Linked DNA regions of Mus musculus: region 2 is linked to region 1. A link is a loop called in an ENCODE intact Hi-C map of the cell type or tissue named here. Cell type or tissue: left cerebral cortex. All regions are shown on one strand. Links, peaks and the distances in the headings refer to the core of each region. The heading gives the core; the rest is flanking DNA.

What was found. Hi-C counts contacts between places; a loop is a spot of excess contacts. Peaks named below come from ENCODE experiments on the same cell type or tissue, not always from the same donor. Only the 100,000 strongest peaks of a DNase experiment are listed, where the experiment ranks them.
Region 2: a loop joins it to region 1, with 3 times the contacts of the local background. A loop is called at or near these places in 11 of 42 quality-filtered maps.

What each region holds. Positions count from the first base shown.
Region 1 is chr3:15,327,190-15,336,564 of GRCm38, reverse strand. Gm9733 (predicted gene 9733) reads left to right here and starts at 4,263. Exons shown (of 3, transcript NM_001076679.2): 1 at 4,263-4,415. The coding sequence starts at 4,343. In left cerebral cortex, for the core only: no CTCF peak of the experiment used is centred there; no DNase peak of the experiment used is centred there.
Region 2 is chr3:15,452,447-15,461,821 of GRCm38, reverse strand. No RefSeq gene overlaps it. Among named protein-coding and RNA genes, the nearest start is that of Sirpb1a, 31 kb to the right of the region's middle. In left cerebral cortex, for the core only: no CTCF peak of the experiment used is centred there; no DNase peak of the experiment used is centred there.

The DNA of each region.
Region 1 (9,375 bases), core at 583-8,582:
GTCTGCTTTTGGTGTCTGATGATGGACCTCTGTGTGGAGCAGTCTTTGAATGGACCATACTTTCGTCTTAGCTCCAAACTTTGTCTCTGTAACTCTTTCTATGGGTATTTTATTCCCTATTCTAGGGAGGAATGAAGTATCCATGAGTTGGTCTTCCTTTTTCTTGATTTTCTTGTATTTTTAAATTGTATCTTGGGAATTCTAGGTTTCTGGGCTAATATCCACTTATCAGTGAGTGCATATCAAGTGACTTCTTTTGTGATTGGGTTACATCACTCAGGATGATATCCTCCAGATACATCCATTTTTCTAAGAATTTCATAAATTCATTGTTTTTAATAGCTGAGAACTTTCTAAAAATGGAAGCAAAAACAATGAAGAAAACCCAAAGGGAGAGAACTCTGGAGATAGAAACCCTAGGAAAGAAATCAGGAACCATAGATGTGAGCATCAGCAACAGAATACAAGAGATTGAAGATAGAATCTCAGATGCAGAAGATTCCATAGAAAACATGGACACAACAATCCAAGAAAATACAAAATGCAAAAAGTTCCTAACTCAAAACATCCAGGGATTCCAGGACATAATGGAAGAGCAAATCTGGAGTAGATGAGAAAGAAGATTTTTCAACTTAAAGGGCCAGCAGATATCTTCAACAAAATTATAAAAGAAAGCTTCCCATACCTAAAGAAAGGGATGTTCATGAACATACAAGAAGCCTACAGAACTCCAAATAGACTGGAGCAGAAAAGAAATTCCTCCCGACACATAATAATCAGAACAACAAATGCACTAAATAAAGACAGAATACTCAAAGCAGTAAGGGAAAAAGTCAAGTAACATATAAAGGCAGGCCTATTAGATTTTATCCTAAAACAAAAGGATATACCTTCTTCTCAGCACCTCATGGTACCTCCTACAAAACTGACCATATAATTGGTCACAAAACAGGCCTCAACAGATACAAATTATTGAAATTATCCCATGCATCCTATCAGATCACCACGGACTAAGGCTAATCTTCAATAACAGCATAAATGTTAGAAAGCCAACATTCATGTGGAAACTGAACAACACTCTACCGAATGATATCTTGGTCAAGGAAGAAATAAAAAAAGAAATGAAAGACATTTTAGAGTTTAATGAAAATGAAGCCACAACATACCCAAACTTATGAGACACAATGAAAGCAGTCCTAAGAGGAAAACACGTAGCCCTGAGTGCCTCCAAAAAGAAAGTACTCAGCAAGAGCTCTATTGCTTACATCTTTAGGAGCCAGAGCGCAAGAGAGCAAGAGGGCAAGTGAGCTAGAGCAAGAGCCAGAGCAAGAGAGAGAATGGCGAAACTCCTTCCCCTTTAAGGAGAATTATCCTCCGCCTAGGACGTGTCACTCCCTGATTGGCTGCAGCCCATCGGCCGAGTTGTTGTCACGGGGAAGGCAGAGCACATGGAGTGGAGAACTACCCTTGGCACATGCGCAGATTATTTGTTTACCACTTAGAACACAGGATGTCAGCGCCATCTTGCGCGAATGTGAGGGCGGCTTCCCACAGTTCCTTTGTCCCTGTTCCTGCTGGCACAAGACCCTCCTTGATTCTTTGGAGTTGATGTTGCGATCCACTCGCCTGTGATCCCGAGGTGATCCGGAGGTCCTGAGGAATGGAGAGTACTCTGGGGTCCTTGGCAGCCTTCGACGGGTTCATGTGAAGATCACAAATACATTTCAATTCTGTACTTGGTTAGTGAATAATATTACAACATTGGACAAAGGCTCATGGCCAATTCCTACCGTGATCCAAAAAAGTTGTCAAAGTTTTGTCACTTCTATAATTCAGTTGAGGTTCATATGCTTCTTACACAGAAGCATCATTTTCAACTAGAAATACTTCACTGTAGTCCTTCCAGTTATCTCTAAATTTGTTTGCATCCTCAAACGTATGCACAGCCTTCTAGCCAATAAGTGTAAAGTGGTATCTTAAAATTCTCATTGTCTGTCTTCTACTTTACTGGCATGACTTATTGTATGACAATGAAAGCGAGATATCAAGAGGCTAAGTTGGCAAATGATGAAAATAAGTATATTCAAATTAAATGAAAGTGGAATTTTCATTTTCCGTTAACAGGGTCTTGCTATGTACTACTGGCTGGCCTCAAACTCAGGGAGATGCACCTGACTCTGTCTGATTGATGAGATTAAAGGCATGTGCCACCATACCTGGCTTGAGTTCCATTCTTATTCTGCTTGGGTTCACCTGCATAAGGTAGCATTGCCCAAATTGAGCTAGATCTTCCTAAGTTTCCAATGGAAAGAGTAAACCACAGATATACCCATAGGGCAGCATTGAGCAGAAAATTTCTCAACTGAGGTTCCTGTTCTCAGGTACCCTGGTATCGTGTTCACAGCCAAGATTAGCTCTTCCACCCCCTAAAACACCAAAGCAAACATTTCTTACACCTGGATTAGATAGGAGAGAATTTGGTCTTGACGATTAGCTTTCTTGCTCTTTTTCCCAGCACATATCTAAAGTTAGTGAGGACCCTTATACGTCTTTCTCCCTAGTTCCTATCTGAACACAGTAAGAATTGAAATATCTTCTTTCTAACAAAATAGAAACTGACATCCTTGTTTCAACTAGTTCTCCATGTCTCAAGAAGCAATCTACTCAGTTTCCTTCAGAGTATACTGATGTACACATTCATGCTCCATTAAGAATATAAGATCATATGCCCCAGTACAAGGGAATGCCAGGGCCAGAAAGCAGGAGTGGATGGATTGGGGAGCAGGGCAGAGGGAGGGTGTAGGGGAATTTCAGGATAGCATTTGAAATGTAAATAAAGAAAATATCTAATTAAAAAAAAAAGAAGAAAAAGGAATATACTTATTAAAATGTTCCCATTTTAAAGAAGTCAAAAGCTGACTCCTGAGAGGCTCTGCCAGAGGCTGACCAGTACAGATGTTGATGCAGTCAACTATTGGACTGAGCATGGGAAACCCCATGGAGGAGTTAGGAGAAGGACTGAAGGAGCTGAAGGGGATTGCAACCCCATAGGCAAAAAACAATATCAACAAATCAGACCACCAGAGGTCCCAGGGACTAAACCATCAATCAAAGAATGAAACCCATGGTTCCAGCTGCATATGTAGCAGAGGAAGGCCTTATCTAGCATCAGTGGGTGGGAACCCTTGGTTCTGTGAAAGCTTGATGCCCCAGTGTAGGGTAATGCTAGGGCAGTGAGGCAGAAGTGAATAGGTGTGTGGGAGGGGGAGCACCCTCACAGAAACAGGGGTGGGAGATGGGATAGAGGGTTTGAGGAGGAGAAACCAGGAAAGGGGATAACATTTGAAATGTAAATAAATAAAATATCCAACAACAAAAAAAAAAAAGGTTCCCATTTCCTCTCTGAAAAAAAAAATCAGGATGATATGATTGAAACATCTGGCAAAGGCAACTTAAAAGATCACGGATTTATTGAGTTTACAACTCCAAATTATAATTTATCATTGTAGCGATATTAGGGTGGCAAGATTTTGAAGCATGGAGTCATTATATATCCATTGATAAGAGTAGGGAGCAAAGAGTTTATGCATATATGCTATAATTCATCTAACCCTATCCATTTTATTGTTCAAGATGCCCTACCTAGAACATAATTTTGTCCAAAATTAACATGAGTTTTCTCAAACCAATTAACTAAAGACATCCCACTCAGATGGTTTAAAAGGCCTTCTAAACCTTATCAAACTTACATATGTTCCTAGTGGCCTGTTTCTTGTATGCCTGGTTGAGAATTAATACTATTTGTAACATATACTAAGTTACATGTTTGTGTATGCAAAAAAGGCCTTTAAGTCTCACTTTGACTACATTTATCAGGATATTAGTAAAAGACATTCAAAGGATCATGAGAAAAAACATCTTGTTTACTCCAGCACTGAGCTGTTCTCACAAATATGGCCTTAACTGTGAAGTTTTATGTGGCACTGGAAAATGATATATAGACTTGGGTGTATGGGAAACACTCTTTTTTGGGGATTCTAACTGGGGAGTTACTAAGTCAAGATATCTTGAAACCACAGGAATCCAAGACAGGTTTAAGAGAAAGAGAAAGGATTACTTAAAGTATAAATATCTGAGTTTCTCTGCAAATAACTGTTAAAAACAACTCTTCCATTGCAGCTTCTTGTAATACTGTGAATCTATTTCAAAATAACCTGTATTGTTCCTGTTTCTCCATAACACTGACATATCCTGTTTGCAGAAAAAGCCACAGTACATCTTTTCTCTTCAGCCAGAAGCTACGACCTCACGAGAAAGTAGAAAAGACTCCTTAACCCTGACCATGCATCACCTGGACTTCCGGCCACATACTCTCCACAGAACCCTGCTCATGACTCTACTCCTGGGACTTACAGGTGAGCATGTTACAACAATAGCATCATCTTCCTGCTTCTGGACTATCTTCTGCTATTGAAACTACAGAAATAAGGGTAACCACCTGAACTGCCACCAGGAGAGAAATCCAGCATGTTGTCTCGGGTCTTTACCTGAATCCTGAGCACTGCTCAGCATGTTGATAAGTTGCAGCATTTAGCTAGAACATCCTATTAAAAAATGCTTCAAAAAGCATGATTTCTAATACTTCACCTAATAAAAGTTGGTTCACAGAATCTCACTTAAATTACTGTATCTCTTAGGCCCATCAGAGCCAGGAGTCACTGCCAATGAAGCTGACGGGGCTACCTGTCACTAAGCTCAGTACTCTCTGCTCATTTCCTGAAACACTGAGGCTGACATGCAGACCACTGACAGGATTCTAGGTGAAGCATGTTAGGCAATACTCAGCCACTATACTGTCTTGCGTAGGTTTCTCATTTTGTCTTCAGGCCTGCAGTTCCTCCCTCAACTGATCTCAGTCTTCTCACATGGTTATTGCTTCCATGACAAGCATGTACTAATATTTTTCTCATCTAACGCTGTATTTTACTGCTGTGGTTGCTGTAACAAGTACCACAGTGTGGTGGTCAAAAGAGTAGACATTCATTTCCTCAAAATTCTGAAAACTGGAATCTCAGAGTCAAGGTGCCCACAGAGATATTTTTTCCAAGATGCTTCTACTTTATAAATTAAACCTTCTCTTTCTGTCTTTATGTATTATCTTACCTCATTCTTTCTCTGTGGATATTTTCTACTTCCTGAAATAAAACCAATCACATTGGGTTAATACTCACCCAAATGACTTCTATTGATTTTAACTCCTTAAATACTCTCCACCATATATAGTCACTATATGGCACATGAGATTATGGCATTGATATGTAGAGTATAAGCAATGTATCCATAACAGGTCCCCACATGTCCCTGGTCTTCTCAATCTTCTCCAGTGAACTTTCCTTCCTTCTACTTGTAGCAAACAGGATTAGTGACACACTGAGTGTTCCCTGCTCACGGTTCACCTAAGAATATTTGTTAGCTGTTCATTTTTCGGTGGTGAGGAAGACTCTATTACTGATTCCGTGGCTTTAGGTCTGGGCATAGCAACCTTCAGGTTCCACTTTGGCTCATGTGTTATATTGTCTAACAAGATAAAAGTTTAATTTTTAAATGTCCTCATTACACTCTCTCTGCACCTGGGAGTAGCGGTAAGAGAATAGTCCTGCTGATTCTTTTAACACTTCCTGAAGCTTTCTGTATTTCAAATTTTCTAAAATTAATATATAATTACTTCATTTCTCTGCTGTCTCTTTTTCAAGTCCATAGCCCTTGTTTATTTCTTTCTTTAAGTGCTTTACACACACACACACACACACACACACACACCCATACACACACTTACTCATATATATCTATATGTTCCTAAGTATATAAATACAACTTGTTTTGTCTAAATGTTACCAGCCTACATGGCCAGAAGGATGAAGGGCATATCTCAGTGATGTATGGCCCTGCTGTATTCTTTTTATTCATGTTCCAGCCACTCTTTGCTTTACTGCTGTCTTCCTACCTCATGGTTTTCTGATGGATTCCCCCAAATCTCAGTGCAAAAGAACTGTTAGTGAATTAAAATTCTAAACTGTAATATGTAGGACAACTTCTGATCTTATTGATTGATTTACATTAGAAATTTGCTTCTGTACTTGGAAGTGGTTTTACACAAATGTTATGCTTTGAGTTTCAAACATATCCAAAAGTCCATGTACTAAAAATCCTTTCAACAGATTATGGCACTATTTTGAAAGTTGGTTCAGTTTTTGGATGTGAAGGACTAGTGGGGTAGGTCACAGAAACATGTCTTTGAAGGATGTAGCCCACATCCATTCTTGCCACTCAGTGTTTCCTGCCATCACGAGATGAACAACATTGTTCCATCACAGACCATCATCATGATGAGCTTCTGCCCAAAGTGAGACAAATGGAACAGTCAACCCTCAGAATCTTTTTCTGTCTGAAACAATTAGCTAGACGAAGTATTTCTTCATTTAAACTGCTGATCCCAGTTGCTTTTCAAATCAATAAAAAGATAAATGGCAAGCTATAATTATATTTAGATCAACATTTGTTTCTATAGCTAAACTCAACTTCATAAACTGTAACCAGATCCATATTTTTATGCAGATCATTTAGTGTCAGTTGAGGCCTCCATGACTCAGTAAATTAATGGAGAAATTACTTTACTTTTCAAAGTCATAAAAATTCACCATGTCCCAGATTCTGTGAGAAGCAATCCATACTTCTACATCATATGGGCCAACATATCAGTTTCATGATCTTGTCACACTGACACTGACACACAAAGGGATCAAAAGTACAAACAACAGTTATTGCAACATCTAGAACTTTGGACTGTTCTCAGGCTTTCTGACTGAGGTCTTAGTAAATAACTTCACAGAAACTCTGTTTGGTCCTGTGAGCTTTAGCATAATGAAGTAAGGACTGGGTCTATAGTTTTTATTTCCTAGACTCTTCATTCTTACATGCAAACAGTTTTTCTTGAAAATGTCCTTCACTTGGCTTCTATTCTCCATAGATTACCAATTTAAAATGAGTTCCAGTGACTTAGAAAGATGTCAAACTGAATGAATAGTACATAGGGAAGATGTTTGTTGTCTACTCACTAGGAGTTAGAGGCTGTTCTGGGAACGTGTGTGGCAATGGAGAAAAGAATTGGAGGCATAGTCACTCATGTAGATCTTAGATTCTCTTAGGGTAAGTGATAATAAAAAATGGTGAAATGTATAATATTTTAATGAAGTATATTTGGACAAATGTCCAATTGTCTAAAAAAAATAAAAAGACTTTTGGAGACTTAGATATCAAAAACTGGGTGATGAGTATGAACATCATTGAGAAGAAGAAAATTGATAAAATATTAGAGATATATAAAGATAGAAATGGAATATGAGAATGAGTCATGTGGCCAAGCATTACCAAAAAGCTTTACTGAAGGCATTAGCATATGTAAAGGCCATAAGTAGAGCTTCCTGCCATTGAATGTTAGCGCTTTCAGTCTAAGTAAATTGGAGCAACTTCAGGCTGAGCATAAAGAAGCACCACAGTATATATGAATTTTAAATTGATTTTTTTATGTCATGATTGAACACAAACTCTTCAAGGAGAAATAGAAGGAGGTTAATGCATGTGAGAATTGAGCAAGGACCGCTTGCCCAGGATACTGGAAGGAGAGGGACAGGAAGAGATCTCTGTTTCCTTAAGTGCTGAAGTGGAGCCTGTAGAATTTTCTGAAGGATCACACTTGATGTGAGAGTAAAGACCCTAGTCTTGGGACCCAGGCATCTGAAAAAAAGGAATTTCAGCTAAAATATACAGGTCATGCAGGACATTTCCCTGGACTTGTTTAGCCTGAGATGATAATTTCGCTCGAGAAGCCACTCAAGTTCACTGCTAAATAAACCTAGATGGCTATTGGGGAAGCTGGGAAGGGCTGGACTTTAGCTTTTTCTTCTAAGTGTATTCATTCATGTTTCGGTACTGACACCTCAGCTTCCTTCCTCCCACCTTTCCAATATGTTAAAACTCAAACCATCCAAGGGTCATGGACCATAGTTCCATGCCTGTGCTCTCTTGAGGAAGGAAGATCTGTAATATCACTTATACTTCCAATGTATGCTATCAAATCATTCACTCCTTATAATCTTTTCTTAAAGTTCCTTGCCAGGAATTTAACTGATATGATGTCCTTCAGGAACTGTTGCTAGAATTATGTTGTACTTTAAAAGGCATCCTGCTGGTACCTTGTCAACTTCTGGTTTTCAGTGAACACTTGAAAGTTCTACTTGAGATTTATGCATCGAATAATCTGTTATCTCTGCTACATTGATGAAAGGTCCTTTATAGTAAATGTGCTTTCTCCTGAAGATTGTGTATTATACAGTGTAAGTTTTATTTCCAACCTAGCACTGTGATAAAGTCCCTCTTTACATTTTAGATTATTCTAATAACTTTACCAAAGTTCATTACATGATCAAGCCAAAGAGAACTATAAAGCCATAAACAACCTACATAGGTGAGGCATACTGTGACTGCAGAATGGAGGGGAGGAAGCACAGTGTATAAGCATTCCAACAGGGGCAGTGCTAGTAACAATAGAATGGTATTTCTTCAATACATACGGAGTTAATCTCAGCTATGCGAACATGACTTTGGCTCTGAAGCCTGATGAGAAGAAGGGGTCTGAAGTTCTTGTTCATAAAACAAACAGCCACAATGGCATGAGGCCATTCTCAATATAGACAGAAACATCAGAAGAAACATAATTTGCCTATTAAGTTGTTTAATCAGGCCATGGACTTTGTAACAAATTAAGATAGGACCTAGAGGCAAAGTCGTGACAGATAAACAGTGTTCACTTATTCTTAATCCTATCATTAATGCCCAGCACATATTGATAACCACATATCCTTTAGCAAAAGAAATGCAATGTTCTTGACTCTTATTCCTACCTAACATGATCTAGTCTTCTCTTTGCTGAAGTACATTTCCCCTACATCATCATGGTGCACTGGACAGGTCACATGTTGCTCTCATTGTTCTTCTGGGTAAGATGAATAGTGAGGCTATAACCCAAGTGCTAATGTCCTGGGATTTCTGTCTGAAATACTTCAATGGTTTAGATAGTACATAGCTACTATTACCTGCTCTCTGACAATAGAAGAGAGAGGACAGGTGTGGTTGGCCTCTGCCCCAAGGCATAGCTGCTATGCAGACTTCAGCTGATTTTCTTAAATAGAAAAAGCCTGTAATAACATAATGTTTCCCCTACCTATGATCACCTACATTCATGAAAATGGAGTTAGATGAGATTCTCAAATCCACTCTGGAAAGTAAATTCCACAGTTTTTAGACTAAGTTCAGTTT
Region 2 (9,375 bases), core at 706-8,705, 130 kb before region 1:
ATTGCATTGAATTTGTAGATTGCTTTTGGCAAGATAGCCATTTTTACTATATTGATCCTGCCAATCCATGAGCATGGGAGATCTTTCCATATTCTGAGATCTTCTTTGATTTCTTTCTTCCTTTGGCTTCTATTCTCCATAGATTACCAATTTAAAATGAGTTCCAGTGACTTAGAAAATGTCAAACTGAATGAATATTACATAGGGAAGATGTTTGTTGGATACTCACTAGGAGTTAGAGGCTGTTCTGGGAACGTGTGTGGCAATGGGGAAAAGAATTAGAGGCATAGTCACTCATGTAGAACTTAGATTCTCTTAGGGTAAGTGATAATAAAATAATTGTGAAATGTATAATATTTTAATGAAGTATATTTGGACATACGTCCAATTGTCTAAAAAAATAAAAAGACTTTTGGAGACTTAGATATCAAAAACTGGGTGATGAGTATGAACATCATTGAGAAGAAGAAAATTGATAAAACATTAGAGATATATAAAGATAAAAATGGAATATGAGAATGAGTCATGTGGCCAAGCATTACTGAAAAGCTTTACTGAAGGCATTAGTATATGTAAAGGCCATAAGTGGAGCTTCCTTCCATTTAATGTTAGCGTTTTCAGTCTAAGAAAATTGGAGCAACTTCAGGCTGAGCTTAAAGAAGCACCATAGCATTATATGAATTTTAAATTGATTTTTTTTTATCTCATGATTGAACACAAACTCTTCAAGGAGAAATAGAAGAAGGTTAATGCATGTGAGAATTGAGCAAAGACCGCTTGCCCAGGATACTGGAAGGAGAGGGACAGGAAGAGATCTCTGTTTCCATAAGTGCTGAAGTAGAGCCTGTAGAATTTTCTGAAGGATCACACTTGATGTGAGAGTAAAGAACCTAGTCTTGGGACCCAGGCATCTGAAAAAAAGGAATTTCAGCTAAAATATACAGGTCATGCAGGATATTTCCCTGGACTTGTTTAGCCTGAGCTGATCACTTCGCTTGAGATGCCACTCAAGTTCACTGCTAGATAAACCTAGATGGCTATTGGGGGAGTGGGGGATCGCTGGCCTTTAGCTTTTTCTTCTAAGTGTATTCATTCATGTTTCAGTACTGACACCTCAGCTTCCTTCCTCTCACCTTTCCAATGTTAAAACTCAAACCATCCAAGGGTCATGGACCATAGTTCCATGCCTGTGCTCTCTTGAGGAAGGAAGATCTGTAATATCACTTATACTTACAATGCATGTTATCAAATCATTCCATCCTTATAATCTTTTCTTAAAGTTCCTTGCCAGGAATTTAATTGATATGATGTCCTTCAGAAACTGTTACTAGGATTATGTTGTACTTTAAAATTCATCCTGCTGGTACCTTGTCATCTTCTGGTTTTCAGTGAACACTTGAAAGTTCTACTTGAGATTTATGCATTGAATAATCTGTTATCTCTGCTACATTGATGAAAGGTCCTTTATAGTAAATGTGCTTTCTCCTGAAGATTGTCTATTATACAGTGTAAGTTTTATTTCCAACCTAGCACTATGATAAAGTCCCTCTGTACATTTTAGGTTATTCTAACAACTTTACCACAGTTCATTACATGATCAAGCCAAAGAGAACTATAAAGCCATAAACAACCTACATAGGTGAGGCATACAGTGACTGCAGAATGGAGGAGAGGAAGCACAGTGTATAAGCATTCCAACAGGGGCAGTGCTAGTAACAGAAGAATGATATTTCTTCAATACATATGGAGTTAATCTCAGCTATGCGAACATGACTTTGGCTCTGAAGCCTGATGAGAAGAAGGGGTCTCAAGCTCTTGTCCATAAAACAAACAGCCACAATGGCATAAGACCATTTTAAATATAGCAGAAACATCAGAAGAAACATAATTTGCCTATTATGTTGTTTGATCAGGCCATGGACTTTGCAACAAATTAAGATAGGACCTAGAGGCAAAGTCGTGGCAGATAAACAGTGTTCACTTATTCTTAATCCTAACATTAATGCACAGCACATATTGATGACCACATATCCTTTAGCAAAAGAAATGGAATGTTCTTGACTCTTATTCCTACCTAACATGATCTAGTCTTCTCTTTGCTGAGGTACTTTTCTCCTCCATCACCATGGTGCACTGGACAGATCACATGTTGCTCTCATTGTTCTTCTGGGTAAGATGAATAGTGAGGCTATAACCCAAGTGCTAATGTCCTGGGATTTCTGTCTGAAATACTTCAATGGTTTAGATAGTACATAGCTACTATTACCTGTTCTCTGACAATAGAAGAGAGAGGACAGGTGTGGTTGCCCTCTGTCCCCAGGCATAGCTGCTATGCAGACTTCAGCTTATTTTCTTAAATAGATAAAGCTGTAATAACATAATGCTTCCCCTACCTATGATCGCCTACATTCATGGAAAGGGAGTTAGATGAGATTCTCAAATCCACTCTGGAAAGTAAATTCCACAGTTTTTAGACTAAGTTCAGTTTTCTGTGCCCTCATCCCAGCCAAAGTTCTAGACACTCTCTTGATGAGTTCCTTCTCATCTCCATAGTGGGTTGCCTCAAAGTGCAGTTGGTTTCTGCTTTAGTTCTTTGTAAGAGATGAGGTAGCATGTAGGCACATGCCACTGACGTTCAAATTGCCCCCTATTTACCATGTTACATTTATAGAATAAACTTATCAAGCTACTTTATAAGTGTTAAGACATTATTTCATTTAAGCTTACTGTATTGGCTAGTTTTGTGTCAACTTGACACAGCTGGAGTTATCACAGAGAAAGGATCTTCAGTTGAGGAAATGCCTCCATGAGATCCAACTGTAAGGCATTTTCTCAATTAGTGATCAAGGGGAAAAGGCCCCTTATGGGTGTAACCATCTCTGGGCTGGTAGTCTTGGGTTCTATAAGAGAGCAGGCTGAGCAAGCCAGGTGAGGCAAGCCAGTACAGAACATCCCTCCATGGCCTCTGCATCTTTAACCCCAGCAATTGGGAGGCAGAGACAGGCAGATTTCTGAGTTCAAGACCAGCCTAGTCTACAAAGTGAGTTTCAGGACTGCCAGGGCTATACAGAGAAACCCTGTCTCCCAGATATAGCTCTCTCTTGTGAGAATATGCCGGGGCCTAGCAAACACAGAAGTGGATGATCACAGTCAGCTATTGGATGGGTCACACGGCCCCTTATGGAGGAGCTAGAGAAATTACCCAAGGAGCTAAAGGGAACTGTAACCCTATAGGTGGAACAACAATATGAACTAACCAGTACCCGGGAGCTCTTGTCTTTAGCTGCATATGTATCAAAAGATGGCCTAGTCAGTCATCACTACAAAGAGAGGCCCATTGGACTTGCAAACTTTATATGCCCCAGTACAGGGGAACACCAGGGCCAAAAAGGGGCAGTGGGTGGGTAGAGGATTGCGGGGGTGGGTTTGGGGGACCTTTGGGATAGCATTGAAAATGTAAACGAGGAAAATACCTAATTAAAAAAAAATTGTCAAAAAAAAAAAAGAGGAACAGTGAGCTGGATGTAAAGTGAATGAATAAAAAGAAAAAAGAAAAACAAAACAAAACAAAAACAAAACAAAACAAAACAAAAGCTAGAACGTACTGGTAAAGTTGTGAAGCAAGAATACTCCTCCATTGCTGTTGGGAGTGCAAACTTGTAAAAGTACTTTAGAAAACCTTTATTTTTTTTTTATTTTTTTATTTTTTTGGTTTCATAGAAAACTGCAGATAATTCTACCTTAAGACCCACTCCTGGGCATATATGAAAAAGATGCTCCAACATCTTACAAACATACTTTTTTCAATTATGTTCATATCAGCTTTATTTGTAACAGTCAGAAACTGGAAACAACCTAGATGTCCCTCACCTAATGAATGGATTAAAAAATATGGTACATCTACACAATGGAATACTATTCAGCTATTATAACCAAGATGTAGGTTTTTGGTTTTGTTTTTGTTTTTATCGCCTGAAGATTTGGGTTATATTTACCTTCACAAGACTCTCATGAAACACAGAGCCATGATATGTTAACAAACATCTGAAGGCATAACCAATAAAAAAAAGTTAGATATTATTTCATTGCAGTATCCTGCAAAGGAGAAAAGTAAAACTGTCCAAAGACAGAGTCAAAAAGTTAAGCAAGAAATTGTCTCTTCATTTCAGAAAGTGGGCAAAGGCAAGTGAATAATTCTGTGGATGTACCTTAGGTTTATGTGCTTTGTTTTGGTGCTAATATCAATCATATTTATGTTTCTTCTACTTGTACTTTGAACATCTGTAGTGCAGTTTTTACATTCTGGAGTTATGGATTTGACTCTACAAAAATTATGTGCTATGAAACTTAGCACAGAGTTATTTTTACAACATACTGTATTAAAAACTCACAGAAAGGGGAGACTTAAGATATTGTATAAATGAAGTTATTTACTCAAATGATGGGATTGTTTTTCCAAACTATCTAAACAGGCCCATATCATACAAGGAAATAGAAGAAGTCATTAAAAACCTCACAAGCAAAAACAAACAAACAAAACAAACAAACAACCAAAAATCAACAAGCAAAAAATAGCAACACAGGGCTAGGTGGATTTAGTGCAGAATTTTACCAGACATTCACAGAAGACCTGATACCAATTTTCCTCAAACTATTCCACAAAATAGAAAGAGAAGGAACACTACCAAACTCATTCTATGAAGCCACAATTACTCTGATACCAAAACCACACACAGACCCAATCAAAAAAGAGAACTTCAGACCAATCTTGCTTATGAATATCGATGCAAAAATACTCAATAAAATTCTTGCAAACCAAATCCCAGAACACATCAAAACCATCATTTACCACGGTCAAATAGGCTTCATGCAATGTTGGTTTAATATATGAAAATCCATTAATGTAATCCACTATATAAACAAGCAGAAAGAAAAAAATCACACGATCACGTCCTTAGATGCAGAAAAAGCATTTGACAAAATATAACACCCCTTCATGTTAAAACTATTGGAGAGATCAGGAGATCAAGGCCCATACATAAACATAATAAAAGGAATTAACTGCAAACCAACAGCCAAGATCAAATTAAATGGTGCCATACTTGAGGCAATCCCACTGAAATCGGGGACAAGACAAGGATACACACTTTCCCCATATCTATTCAATATGGTATTCAAAGTGTTAGCTAGAACAATAAAACAAAAAGAGATGAAGAGGACAAAAATTGGTAAAGAAGAAATAAAGGTATCACTATTTGCAAATGGTATGATAGTATACATAAGCAACCCCAAAAATTCTACCAGAGAACTTCTCCAGCTTATAAACAATTTCAGCAAAGTGACCAGATATAAAATTAACTCAGATAAATCAGCATCCTTCCTGTATATTTTTCATTCTTAATCCATTCAGCATACCCATATTATTTGTTAAAAGGATCAAGACAATGGACATTTAATATTTTATTAAAAGATAAGTGTTGACGTTGTTTGACTATTGTTTTTCTGTTTTGTATGCATGACCCTAGTTAGTATCTCAGTAACTATAATATAATTTTCATTGAAATTTTTTTGCTGTGTTTATCCCTCTCCTCATTTTGAAGTGTTGCTTCCAGTATTCTCTGTAGGTTTGGTTTGGTGGACATGAATTCTTTAATCTACTTATATCATGTCCATGTGTCTCAGCCTTGGATCATCTTTTTTCTTAAATTTACTCTCTTATATATTACATCTACATCAAGTTTTCCCTTCTTTCCTCTCCTCTTAGTACCTCCCCCTCCCTCATCTCATTATATATCTTCTTTCATTCTCAGCAGAAAACGCCAGGACTCCTAGGATATCGACCAAACATGGCATAAAAAATTAGACTCCCCTCTCATACTATGGTCAGATAATGCAACAGAGTAGGTGGAATAGTGTCTCTAATCCATGAAAAAAACATCAGAAATATTACCCAGTCAATTTGATAGGAGCTTCACAAAAACAGTAATTTATGCTATTATAACATACATACAGAGGGCATTTATTGGACCTATGCATGCTCCTCCAGTCAGTTCAGACTCTGTGAGCTTTTATGAACGGAAGTTCCTTGGTTCTGTGGGTTTTCTGTGGTGTCCAAGACACTTATGGATCTTTCAATGACTCCCCCCCAACTCATCAAAATTCCCTGAGCTCTGCCTAATGGTTGGCTGTGGGTTTCTGCATGTTTCCATCAGTTGCTGGAAGAAGGAATTCTGATGACAACTGTGTACTCATCAGTCATATTTCCCTTTCTTGGTCTGGATTAATTAATTCTGGAATAGTTTTTAACTTTCCATCCCTTTGATTTCAAATTTCATAATAACATTTTCTTTAAGAGCTGACTAACACTTCACTGTATAACTACCATATTTCCTCAATCCATTCTTTGGTTGAGGGACATCTAGATCCTTTACAGTTTCTTGTTATTATGACTGAATCTGCTATCAATAAAGTTGGGCAAATGTCTTTGTGGTAGGATAAAATATCCATTGAGTGCATGGTCAGGAGTGGTGTAGCTGTATCTTGAGGTAGATTGAGTCCCAATTTTATGGGGAACTTTGATACTGATTTCCAATGTGGCTGTACAAGTTTGAACTTCCACCAGAAACTGAGGAATATTCCCTTTGCTCTACATCCTAACCAACATAATTAATTTGTTTGTTTGTTTGTTTGTTTGTTTATTTATTTAATGTATATGAGTATACTTTCTCTGTCTTTAGACACAACAGAAGAGGGCATTTGATCCCATTTCAGATTGTTGTGAGCTATCATCCAGTAGCTGGGAATTTAACTCATGAGCTTTAGAAGAGTAGTCAGTGCTCTTAACCACTGAACCATCTCTCTAGCCTGCCAGCATGAGTTTTTATTTTAGCCATTCTGGCATGTGTAAGACAGAATCTCAGTGTCAATTTGATTTGCATTTCCATGATGGCTAAGAATATTGACCATTTATTTAAGTGTTTCTTGGCCATTTGAAATTCCTCTCCTGAGAACTCTCTGAACCTGTACTCTGTTTAATTGGATCATTTGGTTTTTTGATGTCAGGAAGAAGGTAAGACTGTTTACTATCTCTGTATCTATTCAATACAGTACTTGACGGTTCAGTTGAAGCAATAAGATACTAAAGGAGGCCAAGGATATACAAATTAGGAAGAAGACATCAAAATATTGATATTTGCTGATGATATGATATATATATACACAACTCCAAAAAATTCTCAGGGAACTCCTTCATTTGATAACCATCTTCAGCAAAGTATCTGGATACAAGAATAAATCAAAAGTCAGCAGCCATCCTATATATAAATAACAAGTTAGTTGAGAGAGAAATAAGAGAAAGAACACCATGCCCAATACCCATAGATATTAAAAAATGTCTTGCAGTAACTCTAACCACACAATTGAAAGACCTGTATCACAGCAACAATGTTTCTGAAGAAAGAAGTTGAAGAAGATATCAGAAGATAGAAAGATCTACCATGCTCATGGATTAGTATATTTAAGGTAATAAAAATGACCATCTTACCAAAAGCAATCTACATGCTAAACAAAATTGTGATTAGTACTCCAAGACAAGTCTTTATGGATTTTGAAAGTACAATACTCAGCCTCACATGGAAAACAAAACACATTATAGTGAAAAATGATTGCATACAATAAACAAACATCATGATGTATCAACATCCACAGTTTTTTTTTCAAGACAGGGTTTCTCTGTATAGCCCTGGATGTCCTAGAACTCACTTTGTAGACCAGGCTGGCCTTGAACTCAAAAATCCTCCTGTCTCTGTCTCTCTGCCTCCCAAGTGCTGGGATTAAAAGTATGGGCAACCACCACCCGGCAACAACCACAATTTCAAGCTCTACTGCAGAGCTTTAGTAATAAAAAGTGCAGGGTATTGACATAAAAATGGTGATGTCCATTAGTAGAATCAAATTAATGTCCTAGACATAAGTCTACTCACCTATGGACACCTGTATTTTCATAAAGAAGCCAAAATTATACAATGGGGAAAAAAAAAAACTTCAGCAAATGGTGCTCATCTAACTGAATGTCTGAATGCAGAATACTGCCAATAGACCCACATCTATCACCCTGCATAAAACTCAAGTCCAGTTGGATCAAAGGCCTCAACATAAAACAATGCATATTGCACCTGATGGGAGAGAAAGTGGCAAATAGCCTGAAATGCATTGGAACAGTATATAACTTGTTTTATTTTGTTTTGTTTTGTTTCCCAGCCAGGGTTTCTCTGTATAGCCCTGGCTGTCCTGGAACTCTCTTTGTAGACCAGGCTGGCCTCGAACTCAGAAATTCACCTGCCTCTGCCTTCCAAGTGCTGGGATTAAAGGCATGCGCCACCATGCCCAGCTTAGTATATAACTTCTTAAATAGAGCACCAGTGCACTGGCATTAAGATCAACAGTGGGATCCATATTCAGATTAGGATAATAAATTAAACTTAACAAAACTGAAAATTTTCTATAAGACAAAAATCATCAGCAATAGGACAAGATGGAGCCTACAGAATAGAAAAATATTTTCTCCAATTCTGTATAGGTCCAGTTTCTAAAATATATAAAGAAATCAAGAAAATTGGATCTTCTTTTAATATTTGCTCAATGGTCCACTTCCAATATGCTCTCTAAACTTCTATGTTTCCAAGTTCTAACTTTCTAAAAGATTCTTACTTCTGTAGCCATTCTAGACATTTTTCTCTATTATCTATCATTCTGTAAGATAGTATGTTACATATATATATATATATATATATATATATATATATATATATATATATATATTTACTACTGTCATTTTCCTAGTAGAGTCTAACTTACACACAAGAAGCTAGGCAGTCTATTTTACTCACAAATGATACACATGTTCTTATAGTAGCTTCTAGCTCATTGTAAATATCCTGTAACTCTAACTTACACACGGGCAGGTATGCAGTCTCTTTTATCCACCAATGATACATATGCTTTTACAGCAACTTCTGGCTCATAGCAAGTATCCTGTAATTATTTGCATCATGTATGAATTACTCAGTGTGACATCACCCAGGTCACTAAAATACATTGTTAATTGATGAATATGTGGCATTTGTCAAAAACTCAGCCTTGTGAAAAGAAAGCGTTTTTCATGTGTGGTGGAAACTGAAGAAGTGCAGGAGAAGAAAAAACAAACAAACAAACAAAACAAAAAACCTCTCCTGTCAGTCTGGTCTCCCCAGTACCCCATGACATAACGTGAGAAAGCTCATAGGAGAGATCAAGGCATCTGAGAACAGTAATGTTGAAGCCATTACTGCAGTCTAACTATCTGAATTTAAACCACAGCTCTAGTCATTGTTGCTA